Linked DNA regions of Homo sapiens: region 1 is linked to region 2. A link is a loop called in an ENCODE intact Hi-C map of the cell type or tissue named here. Cell type or tissue: uterus. All regions are shown on one strand. Each heading gives the region's core, and the rest is flanking DNA. Links, peaks and the distances in the headings are about the cores only. Region 1 overlaps SMOC2 (SPARC related modular calcium binding 2). Region 2 overlaps SMOC2 (SPARC related modular calcium binding 2).

Region 1 (8,486 bases), core at 100-8,099, 61 kb before region 2:
TGCATGTGTGTGTGTTTATGAATAATACATGCAAACGTAACTTGAGGCCAGCCACAGCGGAGGGAAACGGGGCTCCACTGACTGGCATGATTCCTGGAGAGCAGAGAAAGCCCTTGCCCCAAAGCCTCCCAGCTTTTCAGTTGTCTCAGAAAGATCTTTAATAGGAAATGGATTCCTTTATTTCATAATCATGTATTCTTAAAGCCATGAATGCAAAATACCTAAATTCCTATTAATCCATAAATTCCTATTAATCAGATAATATAATGAGACAATCCAGCAGAAAAACGGCCAAAAGTCTCGAGCAGGCAGCATTTTATTTATAAAGGAAAAAATCCTGATGACCAGTAAAGGCAGGAAAAGGTGCCTAGGATCTTCAGTCCCAGGGAACTGCAAATTAAAGTCACAATTAAAGTCACCGTGCAACTCCCCTCCACACCCACTGGTTGGAAATGCAAATTAAAGTCACGGTGCAACCCCCCCCCCCCCGCCCCCACACCCACTGCTCTGGCAGAAATGAAAAACCGTGATTCTATGACTTGCTGGTGAGGACAGAGCTGCGGGTGTGGTGGGAACTGGTACTGCCCTTTGCAACATCAGTTTGCCCCTTTGCATGTGGGTGATTAAGATCCCAGCTCTTCCATTCCGGGAGGAAACCCAGGAGAAATGCATTCACCTGTGTGGGAGGAGACCTGGGAGGGCGTTCCCAGCAGTGTTCACATGAGAACCAAAGCCTGGAAACAGATCTGTGTCCATTGGCGTCTGCCTGGGTGAGCACTGCGGTTCGCTCGGTTCATCCTACAGAGCAGTGAGCACTGATGAAAAGGTCCAGTGCCTTCCTCAGTGGTGCCGTGCGCTAATGTCCTCCTGAGTCCACGGAGCCCCACACGGAGGCACCCCAACCACAAATCCTCCCACAGCTGAGAGTCAGAAAACTCAGCTCCAGCTCTGAGGGATGCATCCAGAGGTGGCAAACCATGAAGACCAGCAGGGAGTGATGGCCACACACGCAGGGCCACGGTTGCTTGCATGCGGTGGAGAGCAGGGGGGTCAATTTTGTGATTGCAGAGGGGGCTGACTTGGGGAGTCCTTTTCCTGCTCTGGAAAATGTCTTCACAGGTTTTGGTTGATAATAATTCATTACGTGTACATTTATCTTTTGTGCACTTTTCTGTATGGGTGTCAATATTTTAGGAATTTAAAATGTTAAAACGTGCAACGCCACTGAAAGCGGTAACGCAGGCTGAATTCTCCCCACATGTACACATTTCTCTAGCGTCCTTCCCTGAGGATGTTTACAGAGGGAATGGGACCAGATGCTTAGGAGCTGGTGGAAGGAGAAGATAGGAAAAGACACATCCCTGAGCCTGAGGGAGGGCTGGGAAGGAAAGACCCAGGGGGGATTTGGGGAACAGGAAAATTAAGGTTTGCCTTTGGGGATGCTCTGGAGAGCTGGAGAGAGCGGGCTGGGCATTGCGGCCCCCCACTTGGCCACGCAGAAGTGCCAGCCATGGCTCACATTCGCCAGGGCCAAACACTGGCTGCCTCATAGCAGCCTAAATTGTAGGGGTTAAACCTACTCTTTTACAGACGAGAAAACCTTCCAAGGTCTCTGTGCTTGGAAGTGGCAGAGCTGGGATGTAAACCTACATCTTTGTCTCCATAACCCATGTTTCTCCCCCAAATACCAAAGTATCAAAATTCTTGGGGCCTTGAATTCCTATTTACACTTGGCTGGAAGTCGGGCGTAGGAGAATGTGGGCAGAGATGGTCAAGGGCTCTGGAGAGTGGGGTGAGGTTGATGGCAAATGGTGTGGTGCCTTGGATATGGCGAGGACAAGAAGCCGGCTCTCGGAGACGTATCCAAGTCCACTTCATGTTCTGCGCTGCTGAGAGCAGGTGTTTCTTGCTCACAGTTTAGAGATGTATGTGCTTCTCAGAGCCCTGCTGATGTCGACCTGTGGGATCTGTAGATGGCTTTAGGGCAGGTGTTTCTTGCTCACAGTTTAGAGATGTATGCACTCCTCAGGGCCCTGCTGATGTCGACCTGTGGGGTCTGTAGATGGCTTTATGCTCAGGGAGTGCCCTGCTGCCCCGGTGTTCAAGGAAGGCACAGTAAAGGGCAGGGTTCACACTACATAACAAGCCCTTCATGTCCTTCGTCCTGGGATTGGGGGCCAGCTCCACGTGTCTCCTGAAAGACAGAGTTGGTTCTTATTTCTTCTGTAGGGATTTTCTTTTTGTTTCTTTCTTTTCTTCCTCACCACCCTCCCCCCCTCCCCCACAAAGATTTGAAGCCTAACATTGCTGGGGGCAGGATTAGAGGTTGAAAACAAAGGCCTTTTTGCCAAGAGAGGGTGTTTGCAACCCATTCTCCAGTATTTGGATATAGCTTCAGGTTTTTAATCTCATCTCTCCTCTGTAACTGTGCACCCTGACCAAGAGCTGGTTCCTGGCATGAGTACAAAGTGGGTTAAGATATTGTAAGCTGAACCTACATGCAAGATTTTTTAATATTACAATATTCAAAGAATCTTCATATATAGCTTGGTTGGAGTTACGTGTTTGAAGGAAGCTACAGGTTTTGAGTTACAGAAGAGGGATAGACACAGCCCATGTGTAGTAGCTGGTGCCCATCTTGAGACCCCCAGCCTATCCCTGCCTTCTAAAGTAGGGACCAGGCCTCATACACTGCAGCCATCGGCCTGTTCCGACAGAGTGGACATCTTCCTGTTCCACCTGACACAGCTGTGTCTGGCGTAGAAGGAGTCCTTTCCCATTGCATGGGGAAGAAGACATCTGTTTCTTCCCATTTATTTCCTAACAAGCTCTGTAACATGCAAATTTATAATTTGGTTTTAATTACTAAAGTCTGTGTGATACCTGTGACAGGCAGCAGTAGGTCAGTGGCCTTCTCTAGGAATTGCCTCTCTGCGGTCTGAATTTCCTCCCCGCTCTAAAATTTCCTCTCTGCGGTCTGAATTTCCTCCCTGCTCTAGGAATTTCCTCTCTGTGGTCTGAACATGACTATGCGTCCATCTTCACTGTGGATGCTCATCCCAGAGATTTCTAAATCTGGGTTTGGGGAAGGCCCTGTTATAAATGATGGATGATCTTGGAGTCGCATGAATCTCAGTACATGATATACATTTATTTAACTATGACTTCTGCATTTTTCTGCAAGGCCTAAAGTCTTGTCCTCCATCTGAAATGGTGGAACTCCATGTTTGTAGTAGTATCCTAAATGACTTCAGAAAAAAATACACTTCATAAGCCAAAGCTAACTGAATTTTTAATTTTTCACATGAATTTCCCTGGCACTAAGTTAAGGACCCTACATAGCTGAGGGACTTGAAAGGATCACCCAGAATAATTAAATTCCCAAATCCTGAGATCAACGAGGCAGCTGCGTTTGGTCTCCAATGTCTCTGAAGCACTTCCTGGTAGAAATCATTCAGGGCCAGTGTGCAGTGGCTTGGCTTGACCTGGAGAGCCTGTGCCTTGGAGAGAATCCAGCTTGCTGTTTGTCTCCACCTCAAAACGGCTTTTTCTTTAGCCTTCGTAGGTCTTTTCTTGAAAAGTGAAAGTTATTAAAGTAAAATATTTCAATACCATTGAAAGAAATGTGAAAGAAATTTAAAAGAAAATGTAAAAACAAACAACCTTAAGGAGAAGTAGGAAATGCACCGAAAATTGAGGCCTCTTTCTAGATGGCCATGAAAACAATGAGAGGTGGTCACTTCAGCAATCAAGCCACAATATCAAATATAAATCTGAATTTTATCTGTTTAAAATACTTGTAGGCAGGGAGTGGTGGCTCTTGCTTGTAATCCCAGCACTGTGGGAGGCTAAGGCAGGGGGATCACTTGAGCCCAGGAGTTTGAGACTGGCCTGTGCAACAAAAGTGAGACCCCCCACCATCTCTACAAAAAATAAAAATTTAAAAATTTAAAACAATTAAAAACTTGTGAATTTTTTTCAGAGAAAAATGTTAAATTTACTCTGTAACACGTAAATTTATAGCACCTTTTATAGTATCGAGGACATTTATTTTACATCCATGATGACATAAAATAGTAATTTGATACAGCCAACACAGGATTTGTAAAATTTTCAATAAAAGATTCAGATTGAATTCTGAAAGTGTTCAACTGATACTAAATTTAAAAACATAATAATAAATAAAATGTTAAAGAAAAAGACCACAGGGTGTAGGTTTAGTCTGACAAGCCGCTTCAGGCCGGCTTGGGAAGAGTGGGAGGTCCCTGCGTCTGCCAGGGCCCGGACTGGAAGTCAGGTTCCCCTGCGTCCCGCCCTGGCCCTTCCCTGGGTGATGACTCCAGAGGCCCTTGGGGCTGAAGCTCCCATCTGGGCCCAGCCTTTCCTCTGCTTCACTTTTCTTTTTAAAGTTGGACTTTATGTTGAGTTATTCACAACTATTCTGATAGACAATATTCTGGTGTAACTTTTTCTATTCAGGAAAAATATTTATTACTTTTAACCTCAGGAAAAAGTACTTTCTGGTGTCTAATGCTTGTGTTTTTTATAATCTGCTCCTCTGTTATACTTTAGTGTACATTTAATTTGGCGGCTAATTTGTACTGGAGCCTCACATGAGTTGAGAACAGTATCCTGTAAAATGGCCCTTTGTTGCACCTCATCTACAAGTGACTTTTCGCTCCTGTTTTCTAATAGTTAATAAAATGCTCCCAAAGAAATCAAGAGGTCTTTGGAAGTAAATGGCCCCAATTTGTATAGGTCTATTTAAAGAATAATGGCTGAGTGCTTCTAGAGATTTTATTTTTATTTATTTATTTATTTATTTTTGAGATGGAGTCTGGCTCTGTCGCCCAGGCTGGAGTGCAGTGGCACAATCTCGGCTCACTGCAACCTCCGCCTCCGGGGTTCAAGCGATTCTCCTGCCTCTGCCTCCGGAGTAGCTGGGACTACAGGCACCCGCCACCACGCCCAGCTAATGTTTTGTATTTTTAGTAGAAACGGGGTTTCACCGTGTTAGCCTGGATGGTCTCAATCTCCTGACCTTGTGATCCGCTCACCTTGGCCTCCCAAAGTGCTGGGATTACAGGCAGGAGCCACCGTGCCCAGCCTCCAGAGATATTTTATGTACATAAAAACAAGTATATTATTTTTTCTTCTAATTATTTTTTGGACAAATGCTAATTATTTTACAGCACCTTTTTTCACTATATGCAGCTACAACAGTTAAATGTTGCAAAGATTTATGAAACTATTAAAATGTTGTGTGGCCCTTTAGCAAGAGTGATACAGCTGTACTCAGACATTTTTCTCCTGCCATTGAATCAGGGTCTCAAATCAGAAATCAGTAAATTCAGAACATTCCTTTTATCAGATGCACCTCAAATCAGGAATCCCAACTGTTTAAAGGCAGAATCACTAGGATAGAAAAAGACCCACGAAGCATAAAAGCCGGTGCCACAAAGTCCACCGAAACCCTCCTCCAAGTCCATAAATAACATAAAGGATCACTGAGCAAAAACAAATGGATTGCATTTGGTTTCTTCATCCACAGAAACACCGAAGTGGCAAAACTGAGGTTGAGCTGGAGGTGAGGATGTCAGGAGAGAGGCAGCGCCGCCGGGGGAAGATGGGAGGGAGACCAATGCGCAGTGACAGTGATCCTGGGGACACGTGAGGAATAACGCAGCAGTGATGCAGCTTCACGGCACAGGGGCGCCGCCGGGGGAAGATGGGAGGGAGACGCATGAGCAGTGACAGGGATCCTGGGGACACGTGAGGAATAACGCAGCAGCCATGCAGCTTCACGGCACAGGGGCCCGGCCGTTCTCTCTGGATTCTGGCTCGAATTTTCACACGTGCCAACCTCACTCGGAGGGCCTGATGGGCCCAGGCTGTGCCGGCTCCTGGAGTTTCTGGCCTGGCAGGTCTGTCGTGTGGCCAAAGTTTGCTTTCTGCCGAGTTTCCAGGCAGCGCTGGTGCTCGTGGCTGGCCCCACACTCCAAGCCCTGGGTTGAGGTGAGGGGCCTCACTCCAGAGGAACACAGGCCCACAGGGCAGCCATCCATGACCATCTCAACACGGGATCCTAGGATGGTCAAGGGGCCAGTGGGGGAGCCTGTGGCTGCCAGGGCCCCTCCTGATCCCGGGTGAGGGACGTCTTGCCTGCTTGGGGTCCTGGCCTGGCCATGCAGCTCAAGGCTGAGACAAAGAAGGAATACTTGGGAGCAGTGCCTTCAGAGGCTGACAGGAGCTGGCGGATAAGGAGGTGGTTGGGTCCCAGGGCACGGTGCCTGTGACTCTGAATGTCCCGCATGGGCCAGGGGGTGAAGCTCAGCCTCACGGTGACCCAGGGCCTCCCTGGGATGAGGCAGGAAGGAGGTCCTACCACTTCCAGTCATGTTATCTTGAGGATTATTTGACCATGGGCACTCAGGAAAATAGAAAATAGGTGATATTCCTCCTGTGCAAATTGCTTCTCCACTAAGCCTCCCCCGGACTCAGTGTGGAGAGAGGGGAGATGAGGTGGGAGGAGCTAAGGGCAGTGTGGACCTGGGCTGTGCCACCCCCTGGGGGTACTGTGGACCTGGGCCGTGCCGTCCCTGCTCCAGAATGTCCCCAACAAGGAGTGCGTGCAAGTCCTGCTTGGCCCCAACCTGTGGCCACGGTGAGGCTCAGGGATGGGACCCGGTGAAGTCGGATAGAGCAGAGGCATTCCCTGAGTTCTGGCAGCAGGACTACAGAGGACAGGTGTTGTGTGTGTCTGAAGCCTAGGGTATACACCCTGGCAGGGTCGGGGCAGCAGGGTCGGGGCTCCTGCCAGTGTCAGGACAAGAGTGAAAATGAAGGTGGCAGCTCTCAGGGTACAGGGGAGACAAGCCCGTGGTCACCTCCCTCGGCCGGCCAGTGCCGGGATTCTGGCTCATGCCAAGGAGACCCTGACTGGTCCAAAGGCCTTGTCTATTTCTTAGCTGTAAGCCGGTCCTATCTAGGGAGAGCAGTGTTCATCCTAATACAGCAGTCTGCAGGCTTGAGAAGCACTTGCTTAGCTGAAAGCCGGTCCTATTTAGAGAGAGCAGTGTCTGTCCTAATACAGCAGTCTGCAGGCTGTGAGAAGACTTGCTTAGCTGAAAGCCGGTCCTATTTAGAGAGAGCAGCGTCTGTCCTAATACAGCACTCTGCAGGCTGTGAGAAGACTTGCTTAACTGAAAGCTGGTCCTATTTAGGGAGAGCAGCGTCTATCCTAATACAGCACTCTGCAGGCTGTGAGAAGACTTGCTTAGCTGAAAGCTGGTCCTATTTAGGGAGAGCAGTGTCTGTCCTAATACAGCACTCTGCAGGCTGTGAGAAGACTTGCTTAGCTGAAAGCTGGTCCTATTTAGGGAGAGCAGCGTCTATCCTAATACAGTGCTCTGCAGGATGTAAGAAGCACGTTCTGTTCTTCGCTAGGACTCACCCCAGGAGGCCGAGTGGCTGGTTGGCTTCTCACAGGCCTGGAGCCCCTAAGAACACAGGACCGCTGCTGCCCTGGGGCCGAGAGACATATGCCCTCGGTCCTCTGGCAGGACACCCTCCCTGCCACGGCCAGTCTTGCAGTCTAAGGAGTGCAGAGGAGTCTCAGGTGGCTGGAGCCCACAGGGTGGATGGATGCAGTTCTGTCAGCACGAAGGGGAAAGGGCCTGGCCTGGAGTTCACCTCCCCTGCCCTCGGAGGGGCACCTGGGGACAGTTTCTCAGCCCTCCCAAGCCCACCTGTGTGACATGGCAGGGAAGCCCAGAGGCACTTCCTCACCCTGGAATCTGGGGAGTGGGGTGAGCTCTGCTGGAATCTGGCAGAGTGGGGTGAGCTCTGCTGGAATCTGGGGGAATGGGGTGACCACTGCTGGAATGTGGGGGAGTGAGGTGACTGACCCCTGCTGGGATGTGGGGGAGTGGGGTGACCGCTGCTGTAATCTGGGGAGTAGGGTGACCGCTGCTGGAATCTGGGGTGTGGGGTGACCCCTGCTGGAATCTGGGGGAGTGGGGTGACCCCTGCTGGAATCTGGGGAGTGGGGTGACCGCTGCTGGAATCTGGGGGAGCGGGGTGGCCCCTGCTGGAATCTGGGGCAGTGGGGTGACCCCTGCTGGAATGTGGGGGAGTGGGGTGACCCCTGCTGGAATGTGGGGGAGTGGGGTGACCGCTGCTGGAATGTGGGGAGTGGGGTGACCCCTGCTGGAATGTGGGGAGTGGGGTGACCCCTGCTGGCATGTAGGGGAGTGGGGTGACCGCTGCTGGAATGTGGGGGAGTGGGGTGACCGCTGCTGGAATGTGGGGGAGTGCGGTGACCGCTGCTGGAATGTGGGGGAGTGGGGTGACCGCTGCTGGAATGTGGGGGAGTGGGGTGACCGCTGCTGGAATGTGGGGGAGTGGGGTGACCCCTGCTGGAATCTGGGGAGCAGAGTGACCCCCTGCTGGAATCTGGGGGAGTGGGGTGACCGCTGCTGGAATGT
Region 2 (8,461 bases), core at 462-8,461:
GAATCAAGTAGACTTCATTTAATGAAATAATTATTTAAGAGTTTTTTTAATGTTCATAAATGTCTGGCAGCTGCTTATTATCATCTAAAAACTCCTCTTGGTTGTCAGATTATTTGAACAAACTGTCAGACACATTATAAGTCACAAGCATCTAATGCTAGTTTGGGAAACGAACTCATATTTTTTTAATAGACCTTCTACCAACTTTACAAAGGTAGCTTTCTACAAATTAAAAAAAAGTTGTTACATGGTTATAAAACTTAAAATTTATAGAAGTAAATTGGAATGGGAATCATGTTTCTATAAAACTTAAAGTTTATAGAAGTGAAATTGAAATCATATTTCTATAAAAGTTAGAATTTATAGAAGTAAATTGGAATTGAAATCATGTTTCTATAAAACAACACTTATAGAAGTAAATTGGAATGGGAATCACATTGCTAGCCTAATATTTAATGAGACAATATGGAGGAAGGCTGTCTCCAATGTGCTAATTACTTTTCGGGAGTGTGTTCAGGAAGGGGCACAGGCCTGCAGGCCAGGGATCTGAGCCACAGACAGCAGAAAGCTGTCAGAGAAGGGAGCACACAGGCAATGCTCGTGGAACTAGAAAAGCACAAACCACCAAATAGAACTACCTATGAAAGACAGCACCATGCAATCATAGTTATACTACAGAATTATTACAACATTTATACTACAGAATTAGTACATTTCCTTATGGGTTCTGAGTACCAGCAGGGTGTCACTGACTCTGGCAAGAGCAGAAACCTTCAGATTGAGGCAAAGCCAAAGGTTTGAGTGAGAATGAACTTAATACACTAAATGGAAGGCTATTCTTTGGTTAAAAATGTTGTAATGTGGGAGAATAATAAATTATACATATTCTATATTGTTAATATAATATATAATTAATATAATACTATAAGTAATATAATACATATTATATATGTATGCATGTGTGTATTAAAAGTCAGCCTCTTGAATGCCTTCATATCGGAATTGCTTCTATTTGCGTCTTTTTCAGATTATTTTTTCTTTATACATTAACTCCTCAAAATTTATTATATGAGAAAATGATGTAGTTAAGGGCCTTCTGAATAGGAAAGAAAAGTGACATATTTTCATCTAATATATTAAAATGGAATATTGCAATAGGGATTTTGTAATCATTCATTATTACTTTTTTTCTGAATTATTTCCAGAATTTCTAGCTTTATTTTTCTCTATCAATGGTCATTTTTGGAAGCGTAGCCTACTCCATCTGGAATCAAACATAACTTATAGTAATATGATTAGTTTAAAACTTGAACTTTGGTTCCTTGTCCCCACTTAACAGAACCAAGTGTCTCTGTCTTGACATTTCCACCTTGGTGTCCTGTGTCTACCGGTCCCTGTGTGGTCCTGCCGGTGACTCCACCATGATCCTTGGAGCAGCCTCTCCTTCCCTATTTCCCTAGTTCTCTACCCTTGCCATCCTGCTTCTCTCAATCTTCAGTTTCACTCAGTTCTCTTTTTCCTGCGCCCTTCATGCTTCCTAAGGCCTCACGGGCATCTTTCTAGAGGATCGTGGAGCTCCTCCTCCTCCCTGAGGCCTCACGGGCGTCTTTCTAGAGGATCTCCGAGCTCCTCCTCCTTCCTGAGGCCTCACGGGCATCTTTCTAGAGGATCTCCGAGCTCCTCCTCCTTCCTGAGGCCTCACGAGCATCTTTCTAGAGGATCGCCGAGCTCCTCCTCCTTCCTGAGGCCTCACGAGGGGCCTCTTTCTAGAGGATCGCGGAGCTCCTCCTCCTTCCTGAGGCCTCACGGGCATCTTTCTAGAGGATCTCCGAGCTCCTCCTCCTTCCTGAGGCCTCACGAGGGGCATCTTTCTAGAGGATCGCGGAGCTCCTCCTCCTTCCTGAGGCTTCACGGGCATCTTTCTAGAGGATCGCTGAGCTCCTCCTCCTTCCTGAGGCCTCACGGGCATCTTTCTAGAGGATGGCCGAGCTCCTCCTCCTTCCTGAGGCCTCACGGGCATCTTTCTAGAGGATCTCCGAGCTCCTCCTTCTTCCTGAGGCCTCACGGGCATCTTTCTAGAGGATCTCCGAGCTCCTCCTCCTTCCTGAGGCCTCACGGGCATCTTTCTAGAGGATCTCCGAGCTCCTCCTCCTTCCTGAGGCCTCACGGGCATCTTTCTAGAGGATGGCCGAGCTCCTCCTCCTTCCTGAGGCCTCACGGGCATCTTTCTAGAGGATGGCCGAGCTCCTCCTCCTTCCTGAGGCCTCACGGGCATCTTTCTAGAGGATCTCCGAGCTCCTCCTTCTTCCTGAGGCCTCACGGGCATCTTTCTAGAGGATCTCCGAGCTCCTCCTCCTTCCTGAGGCCTCACGGGCATCTTTCTAGAGGATCTCCGAGCTCCTCCTCCTTCCTGAGGCCTCACGGGCATCTTTCTAGAGGATGGCCGAGCTCCTCCTCCTTCCTGAGGCCTCACGGGCATCTTTCTAGAGGATCGCCGAGCTCCTCCTCCTTCCTGAGGACTCACGGGCGTCTTTCTAGAGGATCTCCGAGCTCCTCCTCCTTCCTGAGGCCTCACGGGCATCTTTCTAGAGGATGGCCGAGCTCCTCCTCCTTCCTGAGGCCTCACGGGCATCTTTCTAGAGGATCTCCGAGCTCCTCCTCCTTCCTGAGGCCTCACGGGCATCTTTCTAGAGGATCTCCGAGCTCCTCCTCCTTCCTGAGGCCTCACGGGCATCTTTCTAGAGGATGGCCGAGCTCCTCCTCCTTCCTGAGGCCTCACGGGCATCTTTCTAGAGGATCTCCGAGCTCCTCCTCCTTCCTGAGGCCTCACGGGCATCTTTCTAGAGGATCTCCGAGCTCCTCCTCCTTCCTGAGGCCTCACGGGCATCTTTCTAGAGGATGGCCGAGCTCCTCCTCCTTCCTGAGGCCTCACGGGCATCTTTCTAGAGGATCTCCGAGCTCCTCCTCCTTCCTGAGGCCTCACGGGCATCTTTCTAGAGGATCTCCGAGCTCCTCCTCCTTCCTGAGGCCTCACGGGCATCTTTCTAGAGGATCTCCGAGCTCCTCCTCCTTCCTGAGGCCTCATGGGCATCTTTCTAGAGGATGGCCGAGCTCCTCCTCCTTCCTGAGGCCTCACGGGCGTCTTTCTAGAGGATCTCCGAGCTCCTCCTCCTTCCTGAGGCCTCACGGGCATCTTTCTAGAGGATGGCCGAGCTCCTCCTCCTTCCTGAGGCCTCACGGGCATCTTTCTAGAGGATCTCCGAGCTCCTCCTCCTTCCTGAGGCCTCACGGGCATCTTTCTAGAGGATGGCCGAGCTCCTCCTCCTTCCTGAGGCCTCACGGGCATCTTTCTAGAGGATCGCCGAGCTCCTCCTCCTTCCTGAGGCCTCACGAGGGGCATCTTTCTAGAGGATCGCGGAGCTCCTCCTCCTTCCTGAGGCCTCACGGGCATCTTTCTAGAGGATCTCCGAGCTCCTCCTCCTTCCTGAGGCCTCACGGGCATCTTTCTAGAGGATCTCCGAGCTCCTCCTCCTTCCTGAGGCCTCACGGGCATCTTTCTAGAGGATCTCCGAGCTCCTCCTCCTTCCTGAGGCCTCACGAGGGGCATCTTTCTAGAGGATCGCCGAGCTCCTCCTCCTTCCTGAGGCCTCACGAGGGGCATCTTTCTAGAGGATCGCGGAGCTCCTCCTCCTTCCTGAGGCCTCACGGGCATCTTTCTAGAGGATCTCCGAGCTCCTCCTCCTTCCTGAGGCCTCACGGGCATCTTTCTAGAGGATCTCCGAGCTCCTCCTCCTTCCTGAGGCCTCGCGGGCATCTTTCTAGAGGATCTCTGAGCTCCTCCTCCTTCCTGAGGCCTCGCGGGCATCTTTCTAGAGGATCTCCGAGCTCCTCCTCCTTCCTGAGGCCTCACGAGCATCTTTCTAGAGGATGGCCGAGCTCCTCCTCCTTCCTGAGGCCTCACGGGCATCTTTCTAGAGGATCTCCGAGCTCCTCCTCCTTCCTGAGGCCTCACGGGCATCTTTCTAGAGGATCTCCGAGCTCCTCCTCCTTCCTGAGGCCTCACGGGCATCTTTCTAGAGGATCGCCGAGCTCCTCCTCCTTCCTGAGGCCTCACGAGGGGCATCTTTCTAGAGGATCTCCGAGCTCCTCCTCCTTCCTGAGGCCTCACGGGCATCTTTCTAGAGGATTGCCGAGCTCCTCCTCCTTCCTGAGGCCTCACGAGGGGCATCTTTCTAGAGGATCTCCGAGCTCCTCCTCCTTCCTGAGGCCTCACGGGCATCTTTCTAGAGGATCGCCGAGCTCCTCCTCCTTCCTGAGGCCTCACGAGCATCTTTCTAGAGGATGGCCGAGCTCCTCCTCCTTCCTGAGGCCTCACGGGCATCTTTCTAGAGGATGGCCGAGCTCCTCCTTCCTAAGGCCTCACAAGGGGCATCTTTCTAGAGGATCGCCGAGCTCCTCCTCCTTCCTGAGGCCTCACGAGGGGCATCTTTCTAGAGGATCTCCGAGCTCCTCCTCCTTCCTGAGGCCTCACGGGCATCTTTCTAGAGGATCGCCGAGCTCCTCCTCCTTGGGTTCCTTCCTGGAGTCACGGCCCCATGCGCCTCCCCAAGACGGAAATCTCCCGTGCTGTGGTGACACAGGACCTGTCATGTGCGAATTCACCCCTCCTTGTTCCCTCTACCAGCGTGATTAAGTCCTTTATAGAATAAGGACTTGTCTCCTGCCAGAGAGAACCACCCCCGTCAGCTCTGCCTGCAGAACGCTGCGTTCTGGGGTGCCCCAGGAGGGAGTGACAGTCACAGGTGGAAATTGTGTTCTGTGGCCTTCTCTTCCCAGGGGCCGTCATCAGTTTGTTTAAAGATCTTCTGCCTCCACTGTGGCCCTTACTAAAAGAAAATGGAATTGCATTTCTCCAATGAGTCTGAATTTCCCACATGCAGCCAGGTTTATCAGGTAAAATTGCATGGGTTAACAGCCCTCATCAACCACGATGTTTATATAAACATACACGAAGTTTCTTCTGACTCTGCTCTAATATCTTTAATATTTTATATCATGCTCATCAAATTTTAAGAGGTTGATTTAATCCATCTTATTTTGCTTATGATAAGCTTTCAAATATCACATAAAATCCTCAAGAGAGACGTTTCAAGAATTTTTGAGAACAATTTCTATAGATGCAGTATGTTCCTGGATAAAGCACAGAAAGTATGTCGTGTCTGGATCATCAAACCATAAATTCTGTGCACTAATAAAATTTCTGAAGAAGCGCTGCGGCGGTGCTGAGTCTTCCTGGGTGCTGCTGGAGAGGCATGAACAAGCGCCACGTGAACACGGCAGTGATGAGTTTCCTGGGTGCTGCTGGAGAGGCATGAACAAGCGCCACGTGAACACGGCAGTGATGAGTTTCCTGGGTGCTGCTGGAGAGGAATGAACAGGTGCCATGTGAACACGGCAGTGATGAGTTTCCTGGGTGCTGCTGGAGAGGCATGAACAAGCGCCACGTGAACACGGCAGTGATGAGTTTCCTGGGTGCTGCTGGAGAGGAATGAACAGGTGCCATGTGAACACGGCAGTGATGAGTTTCCTGGGTGCTGCTGGAGAGGAATGAACAGGTGCCATGTGAACACGGCAGTGATGAGTTTCCTGGGTGCTGCTGGAGAGGAATGAACAGGTGCCATGTGAACACGGCAGTGATGAGTTTCCAGGGTGCTGCTGGAGGGGCATGAGCAAGCGCCACGTGAACACGGCAGTGCTAAGTCTTCCAGGGTGCTGCTGGAGAGGAATGAACAGGTGCCATGTGAACACGGCAGTGCTGAGTTTCCCGGGTGCTGCTGGAGAGGCAGTTTCCGCCATCCTCAGCTGCTGCTCTCCGGAGGCGCAGTTCCATTGAGTGATGCACCAAGTGCTCTGAGGATTTCTGCAAAGCAACAACCTCCAGAAACATTTCGCACAACCCCTGCTGTTTTCTGTTTCTTCCATGACCTAAAGTAACTTACTGAGCAATTCAGAAAGAAATGCAAATCATCGTCCTTTTTATTTGTTACCAGTTTCCTCGTTATCGTTGAGGCAAAAGCCTCTTTACTATAACCCAGAGGTAGGTTTTGTTTTATGCACCTGTGCATTTGCTGAGCAAAACCTGGAGCCCACACAGAACTTATAAGACACAATCATATGAAATTTCAGTCATTGACAAATTTCTTTCTGCTTCTTCTCTTGTTCATTAAACCGATTTTGAGCACCTACTGTGAGATTTGAATGATCCATGAGTTCTGAGCTTATTCTAAAAAATGTTGATAAGAGCATTGTCATCGTGAAGACACGATGACTTCACTTTAATGTTTATCATCCACTCTTTCAAGTGGCTGAGTACAGCGTATGAGGTTGCCAGGGGAGAATGATTGTTAGTCACTTTGGAATAGAAATATAGGGGAGAGTCTAAAAGGTAACATTTGTTTTTACATTCTTGCAGTGAAGACACAAAACGTATGCTTTTACAAAATCTAATAGCAACATTTGGTAATATAGTCAGTAATGGACTAATCATAAAATTACGAATCTGATTATCCTCAGATGTTAAACAGAGTTGCTAGATATGCTAAAATCAGGGTGGTTTCCATTAATACCATCACAATTATTTATTATCTCAAAAGAAATTTATTGAGTGCCTATTACAAGCCAGGCATCCTTTTAGCATTGGAAAAATTATGCAATAGCTAACATTTGTGGAACTGTGTCAATATGCCACACTGCACCTATAATCGCTTTTAATCCCCAGAACAATCCTTTCTGCTGGGCTGTGATGTGGACGCACCACACCAGCTATGGCAGTGCTGAGCAGCTCTTATCAGCTTCCTACTGTGTTCCACCTGTCTGATATCACCTTTAGGGTCATAAAAGCTCTATAAACTATACACTGTAGTTAATCAGCTTCAAAGCAGGCTTAAAGCACCATTTGTGGAAAATCACTTCCAACTGGAGAGATTCGTGACGTCCCAGCCCAAGCTTCCTTCAGGCTGAGCAGAGAGGCTGCCCCTGCTGCTCCACCTGCGTGTTCCTGCTGCAGCCAACAACAGGTCACATGGTCTTTCATTCCTAGATGCTACCGCTCTCCCCCCAGGTGAGGGCCAGTCAGGAGGCGGTTGCCAGCACGCACTTATTCTCAGGTATTCCTGGCTTAACTATTTGGGGCAGAAGATGGATGTCAGACATACATGTCTAAACAAAGGAGAAACTGAGTTTATTAACAAAAAGAGACCAACCTTTGCACATGGCAATATGAGGTCCTAGAATTTTTAAGTCATTGTTTTATTTGCATGTGAGTGAGTGTCAGTATTCATGTAGCACAATGCCTGGTGCACAGGCTGAGTATGAATACCTCTCATTATTATTCTTTACCAGTTTTCAGTAACAAAGCTTGTTTTGGAAAGAGTGCAGTGGAAATTTTCACGATTTGGGGCTGAACAACTTTTAGATAGCGTGCACCTGTTCTGCTTAGATTTCACCTAAGTCAGACCTTGGGGAGACCCCAGGTGAGAAAGTGGATTTTCTTACAAGTCTCCCCCTCGTTTGGGGGTGGGGGATGGACGATGAACCGCATGTTGAGAATGAGGAGAGAGGGGTCACACAGGGAGCCTCGGAGTCTAAACACGACCTTGCCCTGGGGCCCGCTCTGAGGAATCTCCAGCCTCAATGACACGTGGCTCGGAGCAGGGAGTGGAGAAGACTTCCAGCCACAGGGCTGGTTCTGCCTCGTCACATTCAGGAGTCCTGTGGGCATCAGATCTGCTCCTGGATCCCCTCTCCCAGGCGACTGCCCATGCTGACTTGTGAGCTGTGCTGCGTGTTGAGCAGGAATGTCCATCACTGTGGGTATGCTGTTGAGAGATCCGTGATCACAGCAGCATGCGAGGCTGCGGGAACTGGAGCCATGTGAGGTTCTGCCTCTCCTGCTGTGCCCCCCACGCTGGCAGGCCCTCCTGCTCCGGGGTGAAGGAGGACCACATCGTTCTTGGCAGTTCTCTGTGGCCTCCCAAGAGCTCTGCATGTGGGACGACGTCGCTGGATCCTGCTCACCTTTTGCCTTCTTCTTCCCCGCAGTGTCATCCTGTGACCAAGAGCACCAGTCTGCCCTGGAGGAAGCCAAGCAGCCCAAGAACGACAATGTGGTGATCCCTGAGTGTGCGCACGGCGGCCTCTACAAGCCAGTGCAGTGCCACCCCTCCACGGGGTACTGCTGGTGCGTCCTGGTGGACACGGGGCGCCCCATTCCCGGCACATCCACAAGGTAAATAGGGTGCACCCACCCCCCCCGGGACCATGGGAGGCTTTGGGGTGTGGAAGCCAGGAAAGCAGAACCCCCACTTCCCCCAACACACACCGACACACAGTCACACACACACTCACACTCACACACACTGATACCACACACATACCCACACACACCCACGCTCTCACACAC

What was found. Peaks named below come from ENCODE experiments on the same cell type or tissue, not always from the same donor. Only the 100,000 strongest peaks of a DNase experiment are listed, where the experiment ranks them.
Region 1: it touches region 2 in a loop (2.0-fold over the local background); 2 of 110 quality-filtered maps call a loop at or near these places.

What each region holds. Positions count from the first base shown.
Region 1 is chr6:168,530,162-168,538,647 of GRCh38, forward strand. All of the region lies in intron 4 of SMOC2 (SPARC related modular calcium binding 2), which reads left to right. Among named protein-coding and RNA genes, the nearest start is that of SMOC2, 93 kb to the left of the region's middle. In uterus, for the core only: no CTCF peak of the experiment used is centred there; a DNase peak (open chromatin) is centred at 3,480; H3K27ac peaks cover 3,356 bases.
Region 2 is chr6:168,590,718-168,599,178 of GRCh38, forward strand. SMOC2 (SPARC related modular calcium binding 2) reads left to right here. Exons shown (of 13, transcript NM_001166412.2): 8 at 8,101-8,287. Among named protein-coding and RNA genes, the nearest start is that of SMOC2, 150 kb to the left of the region's middle. In uterus, for the core only: no CTCF peak of the experiment used is centred there; no DNase peak of the experiment used is centred there.